Linked DNA regions of Homo sapiens: region 2 is linked to region 1. A link is a loop called in an ENCODE intact Hi-C map of the cell type or tissue named here. Cell type or tissue: CD14-positive monocyte. All regions are shown on one strand.

What was found. Hi-C counts contacts between places; a loop is a spot of excess contacts. Peaks named below come from ENCODE experiments on the same cell type or tissue, not always from the same donor. Only the 100,000 strongest peaks of a DNase experiment are listed, where the experiment ranks them.
Region 2: it touches region 1 in a loop (3-fold over the local background); 7 of 110 quality-filtered maps call a loop at or near these places.

Annotation. Positions count from the first base shown.
Region 1 is chr19:54,658,201-54,666,200 of GRCh38, reverse strand. It overlaps LILRB4 (leukocyte immunoglobulin like receptor B4), which reads right to left and starts at 3,216. Exons shown (of 12, transcript NM_001278426.4): 1 at 3,134-3,216; 2 at 2,634-2,669; 3 at 2,163-2,447; 4 at 1,716-2,015; 5 at 1,352-1,402; 6 at 1,021-1,071; 7 at 270-386. The coding sequence starts at 3,167. In CD14-positive monocyte, no CTCF peak of the experiment used is centred here; DNase peaks (open chromatin) are centred at 3,270, 3,920, 5,010, 5,690 and 1 weaker place; H3K4me3 peaks cover 4,671 bases; H3K27ac peaks cover 5,127 bases.
Region 2 is chr19:54,896,737-54,904,736 of GRCh38, reverse strand. It overlaps a transcript of NCR1 not described here. Among named protein-coding and RNA genes, the nearest start is that of NCR1, 5.4 kb to the left of the region's middle. In CD14-positive monocyte, no CTCF peak of the experiment used is centred here; DNase peaks (open chromatin) are centred at 2,446 and 3,466; H3K27ac peaks cover 1,061 bases.

The DNA.
Region 1 (8,000 bases):
AGAACCACCTGCCTTGCACATGCAAGTCAAGAGGAAAGGAAACCTGAAAATACACTTGCAAGGATGTTTTAAATACTTTCTAAGTTTAGAAAAACCGAAAGAATAAAGCACTTCCATTACTCCCTCATTCATTTTCTTCTTTCTAGATTTTCTCACTGGGAATTTCTGGAGCAGAGTTTCTAAGATGACCTCTCCTATCTGGAGTCCCTTTGGCTGGTGCCCTGAGCCCACCCTCCATCAGCCCACGGGTCCCCCAATTTCCTACTTACCCAATGTCCTGTGTTTTCCCTGACGCCAGTGTTGGAGGAGGAGGAAGAGGAGGAGGGAGAGAAGCAGGATGGAGACCACCAAGACCCCGATCAGTACCTCCCAGTGCCTTCTCAGACCTTGGGCGTGATGACATCAGGAATGGGGATGATGTCATTGATGTGCACACCTACTGTGTGTGCACCTACTGTGTGTGCTGGGTCTTTCTTTCATTACCTCCAACCCTCACAGCAGTTGTGCAACCTGAGATTGCCACCCTCTCTCCACCCATTTCACAGATGCACAAACTGAGGCTCAGAGAGGGGAATCGCCTGCCCCAGACCCCTCCAGCCAGGAAGCGGCAGAGCTGGGAAGGAAACCCGGGAGTCTGAGCTGCAGCCCTTGTTCCTGCACCAGAGCCAAGCCCCAGAGTTGCAGGGAAAGAGCCTGACTGTCTTGAACCACCGCCCTGCTCCCCTCCCCTGCCCCAGGTCACCGTCTCTGCTGCAGGTGGGACCGGACAGGCCCCTGCGGAATCGGGTCTGGGAGGTTCCCTGGGAGGCCTCCTCTCCCAGGAGGGCACAGCTGGGAGTCAGAGCTGAAAGGAACTTTCCCACCCGCAGGCCTCTCTCCTTTACACTTGGAGAAACTGAGGCCCATGCAGGGGAGGGGCCTGTCCACATCACCACCTCCAGAGGAGCCTTAACCTAGGACAGAACCCACCCTTGGCTCCCCTAGACCCTGCCCACCTCCCACTCAGAGCCCCTCACTCACCACTGTGGGGGACTGACCCTGTAGGCATGAGGGGCTGGTCCTCAGGGCCTGCTGGGTTAGAACAGGGATGTGAGGGCTGGGGCTGCCCTGCTCCCCACATCAGCTCGGCTTCTCCCCGCAACATCTCCTTCAGCCTTGACCCCCTCACCCCTCACCAGCCCAGCCTCAGGGCCTTGGGAGCCTGTGGTGCCTCCCAAGTCGCTGCCCGACTCCCACACCCGTGGAAGCAAGCCCAGCTGAGAATTGGAACGAGGACTTAGATCCACTGAGCATGTCTTGAGACAGGCCTCGGGCTTTGGAAACTCTCTGGACAGAGGCCTCTGAGACTCACCAGCTGTTGAGACGGACCTTGTGGGTGAGGGCCTGGGACCCTCCAAGGATCCTGGGTAGAAGGACAAGAGGAGGGTGAGAGTCTGGGGTTGCCCTTGGGTCTCCACATCAAATTGAACCTCTCCCTATATCTGCCCTGCAGCTTCCCAAGGACCATTTCTCTGTCCACCTGGCACCTTCTGGACCCTAGGTGAGGGAGAAGAGCATGGGCATGCCTGGGAGGGCCCCTGTTGTCCTCCTCCCCTCTGAGGGCTGAGTCCCCCACTGGCTGAGCCCCTCTCCCTCCATCCCTGCCCAGAGCTCTCCTGGCAGCAGGGCATGAACGGAGCCACTGAGCTCAGAGAGGACAGGGTCAGGAGCCTCACCTGAGACTATGAGCTCCAGGGGGTCACTGGGGTGTGACAGCAGGTAGTGGGAGAAGCCGTGTGAGCTGAAGCACCTGTAGGTCCCCCCGTGCACTGAGGTCACAGGACTCATGGGGAATTCAGCCTGGTGCTGCTGAGCTCCGTGCTCTGATCTCAGATGCAGTAGGGGATGGGCTGCCCGCTCCTTGATCAGAAGAAAAGTGTCCATTGGGCTCCGTGACTGACACAGCAGGGTCACGCTCTTTCCTGAGGTCACAAGAGGACTCGGCAGGGCTGAAAGGGTGGGTTTACTGTAGGCTCCTAGGAGAGAAGGAGGCACCGTGTTAAATGGGGCTCCCACCTCCCACATCATCCCCAGGGCTGGGCTGTGAGAGGGAGATGCCCCTGAGAGCTGACCCCCTTCCTGAGGGCAGAGCCTGGGGCTGGGACCCCTGAGTGTCCTCTCACCTGTCATCACCAGCTCCAGGGGGTCACTGGGCTGTGACCAGCCTACAGGGCTGCGATAGTAACAGCGGTATCTCCCTGCATAGTCCTCTGTCATGGATGGGATGGAGAATCTGGCCTTGTTCTTGGGCTCCAGTGGGTTCTGTCTGTCCCAGGGTGCTGGGCTTTCCTCTTTATCCAGACGGTACTCCCGAGCCTCCAGGGTCCCCTGACACCAGATGGTCACAGAGTTCCCCCAGCTGATCACAGAGCCTGGCTCAGCCCAGAGGGTGGGTTTGGGGAGGGGCCCTGGAAGAAAATCAGAGGCTGGATCCCAAGACCTTCCTCAGCCCTCAGATCCCAGCTCTCAGCCCCAGGACCCCCCCGTCATCCTCATCAGTCACCCAGAACTGCTGTCTCCTCCCCCAGCTGCCCATGGGTGGCCCCTTGTCCCAGTGAGGAGGAGGGACCTGGGACAGCTGGGGACAGACTCACCTGCCTGCATGTGGGTCCTGGGGCCCAGACTCAGCCCTGGAAGAGAGTTCCCTGTGAGGGATTTGCCCCGGAAGCCTGAGCAGGTCCTCTCTTTACCCTGAGATTTTTTTTTTTTTTTTTTTTTGAGACGGAGTCTCGCTGTCACCCAGGCTGGAGTGCGGTGGTGCGATCTTGGCTCACTGCAAGCTCCGCCTCCCGGGTTCACGCCATTCTCCTGCCTCAGCCTCCCGAGTGGCTGGGACCACAGGCGCCTGCAACCACCCCCGGCTAATTTTTTGTATTTTTAGTAGAGACAGGGTTTCACCGTGTTAGCCAGGATGGTCTCGATCTCCTGACCTCGTGATCCGCCCGCCTCGGCCTCCCAAAGTGCTGGGATTACAGGCGTGAGCCACCGCGCCCGGCTACCCTGAGATTTTTGAGTCTCCTAAAGAACCAGGGCCTGGCTGTGAGGCAAATTTCCTCCAAGACTCGGGTCTCCCCTCCCCCTCTTTAAATCTCACCGAGGCAGAGCAGAGCCGTGAAGGTGGGGATCATGGCGTCTCCTCCCAGGGGCCCCAGCTGTGCAGATGGATGAGTCCTCAGTGCCGGCAGGACAAAGAGACACACAGGGTGTGGCCGCTTGGAGGCTGGGTCCTTCTCGTCATGGGGTTGTTCCATCAGCAGCCCACAGGAAGGGAAACTGCCCTCATTTGAACCCCAGCCTGGCTTTCATTTCCCCAGAGCTAGGGCTGAGGCAGGCACCAGGTTCTCTGCAGACATTTCAGACAGAAATGGGGTCTCTCTGATCCCAGCCTGCTGTCTGCCTGGTCTTAATTCCTCTCTTGACCAAACATCAACCCGTATGTATCGTGTGTTTGCAAAGCGCCTGACACTGGGGGTACATCATTGAACAAGTGAAAAAAAAAAAAAACCAAAAACCTGCATTTTCAGGGTACAGATGAACCATAAAGCTTCCTTTTGCTGCCATAACAAATCACCACAAGCTTAGTGGCTTCACATAATGTAGGTTTATTGACTTACCGTCCCGGAGGTCACAAGTCCAAAATGGGTCTCCCTGGGCTAAAATGAAGCTGCTATCAGAGCCGTGTCCTCCTGGAGGCTCCAAGGAGAATCTGTTCCCTCGCCTGTTCAAGCCTCTGCAGGCTCCCGCATTCCTGCCTCTCCATTCCCTCCAACCTCAAAGCCACCAGTCCCGTTATCTGCCCCCTGCTTCCATGCACTCACCTCCTTCTCTCACTCTGACCCTCCTGTCTTCCTCTTTCACTTACTCAGCCCCTTGTGATTACATCAGGCCCACCTGGGTAATCTCCCCAACCCAAGATCCTTGACTTAATCACATCTGCAAAGTCCCTTTTGCCACATAAGCTTCCCCAACTCACAGGGTCTGGGCCTCAGGAGGTGGACATCTCTGGGAGGTCACTATTCTGCCTCCCACAGGCCTTCAGGGACTCCTTTAACCAAATCTCACATAGAGCACTTCTCTGCGATGACGGAGAGTGGCTGGGCACGCCAGTCGAATGCTTGGTGGGCCAGTACGCAGCCAGGTCATGGTCGGCTACTCATGTCCCATGGGACCTGCCCACTTGAGGCCAAACATTCCATCTCCACCAGAGCCCGGTAGACATCTAAAAACTGTGTCGCAAAACAAAACTCATTCTCTGCAGCGCTAGCACGATGTAGCTCCAAAATATATATATATATTTTTTCTTTTCTGAGATGCAGTCTCACTCTGTCGCCCAGGCTAGAGTGCTGTGGTGTGATCTCAGCTCACTGCAACCTCCGCCTCCTGGGTTCAGGAGACTCTCCTGCTTTAGCCTCCTGTGTAGCTGGGATTACAGGCACCCGCCACCACTCACAGCTAATTTTTGTATTTTTAATAGAGATGGGGTTTCACCATGTTGGCCAGGCCGGTCTCGAACTCCTGACCTCTGGTGATCCGCCCATCTCAGCCTCTCAAAGTTGCTGGGGTTACAGGCATGAGCCACCACGCCCAGCCAAGCATAGATTTTAAATGTTTTCACAGATGTTAGTATGCGGAGTGATGGACATGTTAACTGTCTTGATTCCATCATTCCACAGTGTATACATTTATAACACATTGTACCCCATAAATATATATAGTTGGTGAATTAAATATTTAGTAAAATTATTTTGAAAAGGAAAAAAGCCATAAATACATAACAAGCAAGCAAAAAGGCCAGATAGCTTCAACCCTTAGATCACTGCCTGTGTAAAACACTTCAGGTGGCCAGCTCTCAATAATCATCCATTTGAGTGGGCACGTCCTGCAATGATCTGGAATTGTAGTCTGTCCTAGATGGTGACTAACCATTTTCTGTCTCTGTTCTTCTTAAAAGGATGAGAGGACCTTCTAACTTTAGAACTGAAACATAGGGTGGGAGGGGAAAGAGGAAGCAGAAAAAACAAACCCCAAATTAATTGTATCTAACGGTCAGGAAGGCAAAGAAGGAGAGGCTTGCAGGAGGCTGAAAGTCAAAGTGCCGGGAAACGCATGAACACCACTGCCCTCAGGTTTCCAAGCACCTGCTTTTAGTACCTCATTCCGTATCCTTTTGGGTCACTCTCAGAATCACGGGACAGTATCTCATTTCGAGGATTTCCATGTGTCTCTCCACATTTGTGTGTAAGGACCTTATTGGAAGCTATTTCAGCCAAAGCTTGATGCGTCTGACAGTGGCTGGGGAAAAAGAAACTCCCAGAAATGGGGGCTAGAAAGCCATACACATATTGGCGAGTATCTCCTGTTTTGGCGGGAAGTTCTGGATGATGGTCTGCACATTATCAGAGATCCTGGTGTGGACCTGTCCATATTACCTGCTGTAGTGGTGTCCGCAATGCATGCTGATTTCAGGAATTCCTCTCCTTCTCTCTTTCATAAGGGAACCCTATTCCCTTAAACTTGGTTCCCAAATCAGTTACCTGCGCTCATATCCTTGTCTTAAGTCCTGCTTTCAGAGTAACCTGTGCTAGGCAAGGACTGGGAAATGCCAGGAGGTTTTTCGATGTCATCACCCCTTTTCTAACCGCTCAACATGCCTTGCCTTTACCAGTCCTGGACTTCTTGTATTTTGCTTCTTTTTTTTTTTTTTTTTTGTGACAGGGTGACACTCTGTCATCCAGGCTGGAGTGCAGTGGTGCAATCTTGGCTTACTGCAACCTCGGCCTCCTGGGTTCAAACAATTCTCCTAACTCAGCCTCCCGAGTAGCTGAGAGCTGAGATTACAGGCAGCTGCCACCACACCCGGCTAACTTTTGTATTTTTAGTAGAGATGGGGTTTCACCATGTTGGCCAGGCTGGTTTCGAACTCCTGACCTCAGGTGATCTGCCCGCCTTGGCCTCCCAAAGTGCTGGGATTACAGGCGTGAGCCACCGCGCCCGGCCTCATTTTGCTTTTGTATTCGTGCACTCACCACTCAGTAAATCTTATCCATCCTCACTTAAGAAACATTTAAACATGTCAACCTGTGGCCATCCCAGGACACAAGAGATAAAGGCGAGCAAAGCAGATATACTGGATTCACAGTAACCCAGACTTCATTTCAAATTACCTCCCCTCCTAGAAAATCTAGCATCCTAGCAAAAATTAAGTTGATAAAATCACTACGCAAAAAGTTTAGAGATAGGACCAGTCCCGGGAAGGAAAGATTTAACGCAATAGGACAGGATAAAAGAAATACCCACTGGGTCCTGCACTCACCACCTGGGTGCAATAGTTCCATGTAGCAAACCTGAGCATGTATCCTCGTATCTAAAATAAAAGTTGAAGTTCAAAAAATAAAGAAGAAAAACAGAAAGCAATTGAGATGGAGGGTGGTGAAGAAGCTGAAGGAGAGGTCAGATGGTGATGATGAATTGGTATTATCTGAATGAAGGGATGCCTGGAGGTGGAGAGAGAAGCATTGCAGGAGGTCCTGGTCATAGGTATTCAAACGGGTGGATCCTAAAGCCTTACAAGAAGTAAAAAGACCACAAGAGTCGTTCATTCATTTCCAAGTATATTTCACTCTAGAGTCAAGCTTTTGTGAGATACTGAAAACAGGACCTAGTTGGAATGAATCATAAATTTCCATCTTAACTTGGGGTCACGGGTGTTCTGTGATTCATAAGAACCCATGTTTCATTGTTTCGTTTTCTTTTTTTTTATTATTATACTTCAAGTTCTGGGATACATGTGCAGAACGTGCAGGTTTGTTACATAGGTATACACGTGCCATGGTATTTTGCTGCACCCATCAACCTGTTGTCTATATTAGGTATTTCTTCTAATGCTATCCCTCCCCCAGCCCCCCAGCCCGTGACAGGTGCCGGTGTGTGATTTTCCCCTCTTCGTGTCCATGTGTTCTCATTGCTCAACTCCCACCTATGAGTGAGGACACGTGATGTTTGGTTTTCTGTTCTCGTGTTAGTTTGCAGAGAATGATGGTTTTCAGCTTCATCTGTGTCCCTGCAAAGGACATGAACTCATCCTTTTTTGTGGCTGCATAGTATTCCATGGTGTATATGTGCCACATTTTCTTTATCCAGTCTATCATTGATGGGCATTTGGGTTGGCGTATTTGATTTTATCCAGGGTTCTACAGATGCCAAGGAAGGGGTGCAGCTCTACTTAAGTTTACCTCTTGGTCTCTCCTTGGGACCTCCTCTGACTGTGCCATGCCTGAAACACCAACCCCTCTGTCACCACCAGGATCAATTGCAACTGCTCCATGCACATGAGACTACTGCATAGTCTGGGAGCAGTTGGCCTGGGGACAGTGGGATTGGAAGACCATGGAGGGTAGGAGAGCTCGCAGTCCACACAGCAGCCAGAAGGGAGGATATTTCAACATTCTCAAATCAATAGATATGATATCTCATGTCAACAGAAGGAAGAACAAAAAACATATAATCATGGGCAGGCGCGGTGGTTCATGCCTGCAATCCCAGCACTTTGGGAGATTGAGATGGGTGGATCACTTGAGGTCAGGAGATCGAGATCAGCCTGGCCAACATGATGAAACCCCATCTCTCTCAAAAATGCAAAATATTAACTGGGTGTGGTGGTGTGCACCGGTAGTCCAGCTACTCGGGAGGCTGAGACAGGAGAATCTCTTGAACCCAGGAGGTGGAAGTTGCAGTGAGCCAAGATCGCGCCACTGCACTCCTGCCTGGGTGAAGGAGAGACCCTCTGTCTAAAAAAAAAAAAAAAAATTATATGATCATCACAATAGATGTTAAAAAAACATTTGACAAAATTCAACATCCCTTCATCATTAAAACTATCAACAAATTAGGCCTAGAAGAAACACACCTCAACAAAAAATCCCCAGATAATTCCATTAACAAGTATGCAAAGCATCTGAATA
Region 2 (8,000 bases), 240 kb before region 1:
AACATGCAGAAACCCTGTCTCTACTAAAAATTCAAAATTAGCCGGGTGTGGTGGCACATGCCTGTAGTCCCAACTACTCGGGAGGCTGAGGCAGGAGAATTGCTTGAACCTGGAAGGTGAAGGTTGCAGTGAGCCGAGATGGTGCCATTGTACTCCAGCCTGGGCAACAAGAGTGAAACTCCATCTCAAAAAAAAAAAAAAAAAAGAAAAGAAAACCAAATACCACATGTTCTCACTTATAAGTGAGAGCGCTAAACATTGGGTAAGGAGGGGAGCAAGGCTTGAAAATCTACCTATTTGGTGACTAGATCATTAATGCAAGCCTCAGCATCATGCAATATACTCATAAAAAACCTGCACATGTATCTGCTGAATCTAAAAAGATAAAAATAGGGGTTTTGACGTTGGCTTCTCTGTGTACAGTATACATATGCTTGGATAAGTTAATTGGTTTCATCAGAATGGAATGATAACACTATCTTCTTCAAAGATAGTGTTATAATGTTTCAATAAAATAAAAGTGAAAAGAAAAGCTTTTCATTTAAAGAACTTAATAAGAAAAGAAACATTTCTTTTCTTTTTCTTTTTCTTTCTTTTTTTTTTTTTTTTTTGAGACAGAGTCTTGCTCTGTTGCCCAGGCTGTGGTGCAGTGGTGTGATCTCAGCTCACTGCAACCTCTGCCTTGTGGGTTCAAGCAATTCTCCTGCCTCAGCCACCTGAGTAGCTGGGACTACAGACACCCAACACCACGCCCAGCTCATTTTTGTACTTTTAGTAGAGACCGGTTTTTACCACGTTGGCCAGGATGGTCTCCAACTCCTCACCTCAAGTGAATCTTCCTGCCTCGGCCTCTCAAAGTGCTGGGATTACAGGTGTGAGCCACCACACCCAGCCAAGAAACATTTCTTTTAAGTAAGTAACTAACTCTCCACTTAATAAAAAAAAATTCTATGCAGAAGTTGTTAAGATCTACAGTAAGAAAAAAGAAATTCATGCATTTTATATATACACACATATATACATATATACCTTTTATATATATACACATATATACATTTATACATATATGTATACATATATACATATATGTGTATATATACTGCATAGTACCGTACATGTATATATACACATGCATATATACACATACATGTATATGCGTATATATACACATATATGTATATATACACACATGCATACATGCATATATATGTATACACACATGTATGCGTGTATACATACATATATGTATATACATACATGTATCCGTGTATACATACATATATGTATATACATACATGTATGCGTGTATACATACATGTATGCGTGTATACATACATATACATATATGTATATACATACATGTATATATACATGTATGTATATATGCATATATGTATATACATACATGTATATATACATGTATGTATACATATACGTATATGTGTATATATGTATATACATATATATATACATGTAAGGTACTATGTAGTTTTCAGCATCCACTGGGGCCTTGGAATATATCCTGGTGGATACATGTGACTACTGTACAAGACTAGTTGTATCTTCTTGAGGCAAACAAATGTGCTAATTCTTTTTTTTTTCTCTTTAAGACGGAATCTCACTCTGTCCCTCAAGCTGGGGTGCAGTGGTGCAATCTCAGCTCACTGCAACCTTCACCTCCTGGGTTCAAGCAATTCTCCTGTTCTAGCCTCCCAAGTAGCTGGGATTACAGGCGTGTGCCACCACACTCGACTAATTTTTGTATTTTTAGTAGAGACAGGGTTTCCCCATGTTGGCCAGGCTAGTCTCGAACTCTTGACCTCAAGTGATCAGCCCACTTTAGCCTCCCAAAGTGCTGGGATTACAGGCGTGAGCCACCACACCCAGCCCGCCTCCTTCTTATTTACTGAAGATTCAGTACTCGGTGCTGGCGTTTCCCCTTACACAGCTGTCATAACTCTGGGTGTTTTCTTTATCCTTCCCCCTACGGAGCGCTTGGATGCCCTCTATGGAGGAGACTTATGTAGGCTGGATCCTCAGACCTCAGCCACCCTCTCAGCCATAACATAGTTACCTTCACCAAAGAAATATAAGAATATTGTCTTTTATTATTTTGAGCTTTTAATTTTGACATAATTCCAGACTTGCAAAAATAGTTTAAAGAATTTCTGGCCAGGTGCAGTGGCTCACACCTGTAATCCCAGCACTTTGGGAGGCCGAGGTGGGTGGATTGCTTGAGACGAGCCTGGGGGAAAAAAAAATGCAAAAATTAGCCAGGTGTGGTGCTGTGCGCCTATAGTCCCAGCTACTTGGGAGGCTGAGGTGAGAGGGTCATCTGAGCCCAGGGAGGTAGAAGCTGCAGTGAGCCATGATCGTGCCACTGCACTCTAGCCTGGGTGACAGAGTGTTACCCTGTCTATAAAAAAAAAAAAAATCTGTAATTTCTTCATCCAGATTTCCCCAAAGTTAGCATTTTACCACATTTGCTTCATCATTCAGCCTCTCTCCCTCTCCCTCTCTCCCCGAAGAAAGTGTGTCTAATTTGCATATGATGCCCTAAACCTCTAATCACTTCAGGTTATATTTCCCAAAACCAAGGACATTCTGTTATTAATGTTCAAGGTCAAGAAATAGCACTGATATGACACTATTGTCTGATCTATCCACTTTATTCAAATTTCACCACTTGTTTTACCAGTGACATATATTTGGTTTAGGATTTAATCCAAGATTACACAATTTATTTAATTGTCATGTCTCTCTTATTTGGAGATGGAATCTTGCTCTGTAGCCCAGGCTGGAGTGCAATGGTGTGATCTCAGCTCACTGCAACCTCCGCCTCCTGGGTTCAAGCAATTCTCTTGCCTCAGCTTCCTGAGTAGCTGGGATTAGAGGCACCCACAACCACGCCCAGCTAATTTTTGTATTTCTAGTAGAGATGGGGTTTCGTCAAGTTGGCCAGGCTGGTTTTGAACTCCTGAACTCAACTGATCCACCTGCCTCAGCCTCCCAAAGTGCTGGGATTAGAGGCATGAGCCACCACGCCCAGCCTCCTTTAAAAAATAAAACTATAGACTTTATTCTGATTTCACCAGTTTTTCCACTAGCATCCTTTCTTCGCTCCAGGAGCTCCAGTGATCCGCCTGCCTCAGCCTCCCACCTGCCTCGGCCTCCCAAGGTATTGGGATTACAGGTGTGAGCCATCTGGATCTATTTAATTCAGCCTTAAGCCCACACCAGCATTCCTGGGACTGTCCCCCCTCTACAGACTCTAAGCCATGTTTGAGATGATGAATTTCAAGTCGTGATTCAATCACTTAAGTGGTAAGTGACACAGAGGATATTACTAATCTTTTTTTTTTTTTTTTTTTTTTTTGAGATGGACTCTCGCTCTGTCACCCATGCTGGAGTGCAGTGGCGCAATCTCGGCTCTCTGCAAGCTCTGCCTCCGGGGTTTATGCCATTCTCTTGCCTCAGCCTCCTGAGTGGCGCAATCTCGACTCACTGCAAGCTCTGCCTCCCGAGTTTATGCCATTCTCCTGCCTCAGCCTCCTGAGTAGCTAGGACTACAGGTGCCCACCACCACGTCCGGGTAATCTTTTTTTTTTTTTTTCAAAGTAGAGATGGGGTTTCACCATGTTAGCCAGGATGGTCTCCATCTCCTGACCTCGTGATCCGCCCTTCTCGGCCTCCCAAAGTGCTGGGATTACAGGCGTGAGCCACCGCACCCGGCCTTTTTTTGGTATTTAAAAATATAACTTTATTGAGATATAATTTACATGCCATACAATTACCCATTAAAAGTGCATAATTCAATGGTTTAAATTTTGTGGTATTCACGGAGTTGGTGCAACCGTCAACACAGTCTAATTTTAGAATGTTGTCATCACTGCCCTTCAGAACCCCATGCCGACCAGCTGCCCATCACCACGATCCCCTCACTCTCCCGGCCCTAGGCAACCACTCATCTTCTGTCTCTAAACACCAGAAGGTACTTTTCAAAAATTGTGGCAAAATACACATAACATACATTTTAATATTTAAGAAGTTTTCTAAGGCCAGGTGCAGTGGGTCATGCCTGTAATCCCAGCACTTTGGGAGGCCGAGGTGTGCGGATCACCAGGTCAGGTGATCCAGACTGTCAGGCCTCTGAGCCCAAGCTAAGCCATCATATCCCCCTGTGGCCTGTATGTACACATCCAGATGGCCGGTTCCTGCCTTAACTGATGACATTCCACCACGAAAGAAATGAAAATGGCCTGTTCTTGCCTTAAGTGATGACATTATCTTATGAAATTCCTTCTCCTGGCTCATCCCGGCTCAAAAGCTCCCCTACTGAGCACCTTGTGAACCCCACTCCTGCCCGCCAGAGAACAACCCCCTTTTGACTGTAATTTTCCTTTACCTACCCAAATCCTATAAAACGGCCGCACTCCTATCTCCCTTTGCTGACTCTCTTTCTGGACTCAGCCCGCCTGCACCCAGGTGAAATAAACAGCCTTGTTGCTCACACAAATCCTGTTTGGTGGTCTCTTCACACGGACGTGAGTGAAATTTGGTGCCATAACTCGAATCAGGGGATCTTCCTTAGGAGATCAATCCCCTGTCCTCCTGCTCTTTGCTCCATGAGAAAGATCCACCTACGACCTCTCGTCCTCAGACCAACCAGCCCAAGGAACATCTCACCAATTTTAAATCCAGTAAGCAGCCTCTTTTTACTCTCTTCTCCAACCTCTCTCACTATCCCTCAACCACTTTCTCCTTTCCACTCTTCAATCTCTCCCTTCTCTTAATTTCAGTTCCTTTCCTTTTCTGGTAGAGACAGGAGACGCGCTTTATTCGTGGACCCAAAACTCCAGCGCCGGTCATGGACTCGGGAAGGCAGCCTTCCCTTGGTGTTTAATCACGCGGGGACACCTCTCTGATTATTCACCCACGTTTCAGAGGTGTCTGACCACATGGGGATGCCTGCCTTGGTCCTTCACCCTTAGTGGCAAGTACTGCTTTTCTGGGGGGGCAAGAACCCCCAACTCCTTCTCTGTGTCTCTACCCCTTCTCTGCTTTTCTGGGGGGGCAAGAACCCCCCAACCCCTTCTCCTTCACCCTTAGTGGCAAGTACCGCTTTTCTAGGGGGCAAGAATCCCCCGATCCCTTATTTCTGTGCCCTGACGTCTTATCTCTGCACCCCGATCCCTTATTTCCACACCCCGACCTCTTGTCTCTGCACCCCAATCCCTTACTTCTGTGCCCTGACCCCTTTCCCGCTTTTCTGGAAGGTAAGAACCCCTGAACCCCTTCCCTCCATGTCTCTACTCTCTCTTTTCTCTGTGCTTGCCTCCTTCAGTATGGGCAACCTTCCACCCTCCATTCCTCCTTCTTCTCCCTTAGCCTGTGTTCTTAAAAACCTAAAACCTCTTCAACTCACACCTGACCTAAAACCTAAATGCCTTATTTTCTTCTGCAATGCTGCTTGACCCCAATACAAACTTGACAGTGGTTCCAAATAGCCAGAAAACGGCACTTTCAATTTTTCCATCCTACAAGATCTAAATAATTCTTGTTGTAAAATGGGCAAACGGTCTGAGGTGCCTGACATCCAGGCATTCTTTTACACATCGGTCCCTCCCTAGTCTCTATGCCCAGTGCAACTCGTCCCAAATCTTCCTTCTTTCCCTCCCGCCTGTCCCGTCAGTCCCAACCCCAAGCATCGCTGAGTCTTTCTAATCTTCCTTTTCTACAGACCCATCTGACATCTCCCCTCCTCGCCAGGCCGAGCTGGGTCCCAATTCTTCCTCAGCCTCCGCTCCTCCACCCTATAATCCTTTTATCACCTCCCCTCCTCACACCCGGTCCAGCTTACAGTTCCATTCCATGACTAGCCCTCCCCCAACTGCCCAGCAATTTCCTCTTAAAAAGGTGGCTGAAGCTAAAGGCATAGTCAAGGTTAATGCTCCTTTTTCTTTATCTGACCTCTCCCAAATCAGATAGTGTTTAGGCTCTTTTTCATCAAATTTAAAAACACAGCCCAGTTCATGGCTCATTTGGCAGCAACCCTGAGACGCTTTACAGCCCTAGACCCTAAGTCAAAAGGCCGTCTTATTCTCAATATACATTTTATTACCAAATCTGCTCCCAACATTAAATAAAGCTCCAAAAATTAAATTCTGTCCCTCAAACCCCACAACAAGACTTAATTAACCTCGCCTTCAAGGTGTACAGTAATAGAGTAGAGGCAGCCAAATAGCAACATATTTCTGAGTTGCAATTCCTTGCCTCCACTCCAGTATCCAGATGAGACAAACCCCAGCCACATCTCCAGCACACGAGAACTCCAAACGCCTGAACCGCAGCTGCCAGGGGTTCCTCCAGAACCTCTTCCCCCAGGAGCTTGCTACAAGTACTGGAAATCTGGCCACTGGGCCAAGGAATGTCCACAGCCTGGGATTCCTCCTAAGCCGCATCCCATCTGTGCGGGACCCCACTGAAAATCGGACTGTTCAACTCACCTGGCAGCCACTCCCAGAGCAGCTAGAACTCTGGCCCAAGGCTCTCTGACTCCTTCCCAGATCTTCTCGGCTTAGCAGCTGAAGACTGACACTGCCCGATCCCGATCGCCTCGGAAGCCTACAGGACCATCACAGACAGTCTAGGTAACTCTCACAGTGGAAGGTAAGCCCGTCCCCTTCTTAATCAATATGGAGGCTACCCACTCCACATTACCTTCTTTTCAAGGGCCTGTTTCTCTTGCCTCCATAACTGTTGTAGGTATTGACAGCTAGGCTTCTAAACCTCTTAAAACTCCCCAACTCTGGTGCCAACTTAGACAATACTCTTTCAAGCACTCCTTTTTAGTTATCCCCACCTGCCCAGTTCCCTTATTAGGCTGAGACACTTTAACTAAATTATCTGCTTCCCTGACTATTCCTGGACTACAGCTATATCTCATTGCTGCCCTTCTTCCCAATCCAAAGCCTCCTTTGTGTCCTCCTCTTGTATCCCCCCACCTTAACCCACAAGTATAGGATACCTCTACTCCCTCCTTGGTGACCAATCATGCACCCCTTACCATCTCATTAAAACCTAATCAACCTTACCCCGCTCAATGCCAATATCCCATCCCACAGCATGCTTTAAAAGGATTAAAGCCTGCTACAGCATGGCCTTTTAAAGCCTATAAACTCCCCTTACAATTCTCCCATTTTACCTGTCCTAAAACCAGACAAGGCTTACACATTAGTTCAGGATCTGCACCTTATCAACCAAATTGTTTTGCCTATCCACCCCGTAGTGCCAAACCCATATACTCTCCTATCCTCAATACCTGCCTCTACAACCCATTATTCTGTTCTGGATCTCAAACATGCTTTCTTTACTGTTCCTTTGCACCCTTCATCCCAGCCTCTCTTCGCTTTCACTTGGACTGACCCTGACACCGATCAAGCTCAGCAAATTACCTAGGCTGTACTGCTGCAAGGCTTCACAGACAGCCCCCATTACTTCAGTCAAGCCCAAATTTCTTCCTCCTCTGTTACCTATCTCGGCATAATTCTCATAAAAACACACGTGCTCTCCCTGCCAATCGTGTCCTAGTGATCTCTCAAACCCCAGCACCTTCTACAAAACAACAACTCCTTTCCTTCCTAGGCATGGTTAGCGTGGTCAGAACTCTTACACAAGAGCCAGGACCGCACCCTGTAGCCTTTCTGTCCAAACAACTTGATCTTACTGTTTTAGCCTAGCCCTCACGTCTGTGAGCAGCGGCTGCCGCTGCTTTAATAGTTTTAGAGGCCCTCAAAATCACAAACTATGCTCAACTCACTCTCTACAGTTCTCATAACTTCCAAAAATCTATTTTCTTCCTCACACCTGACGCATATACTTTCTGCTCCCCGGCTCCTTCAGCTGTACTCACTCTTTGTTGAGTCTCCCACAATTACCATTGTTACTGGCCCATACTTCAATCCGGCCTCCCACATTATTCCGGATACCACACCTGACCC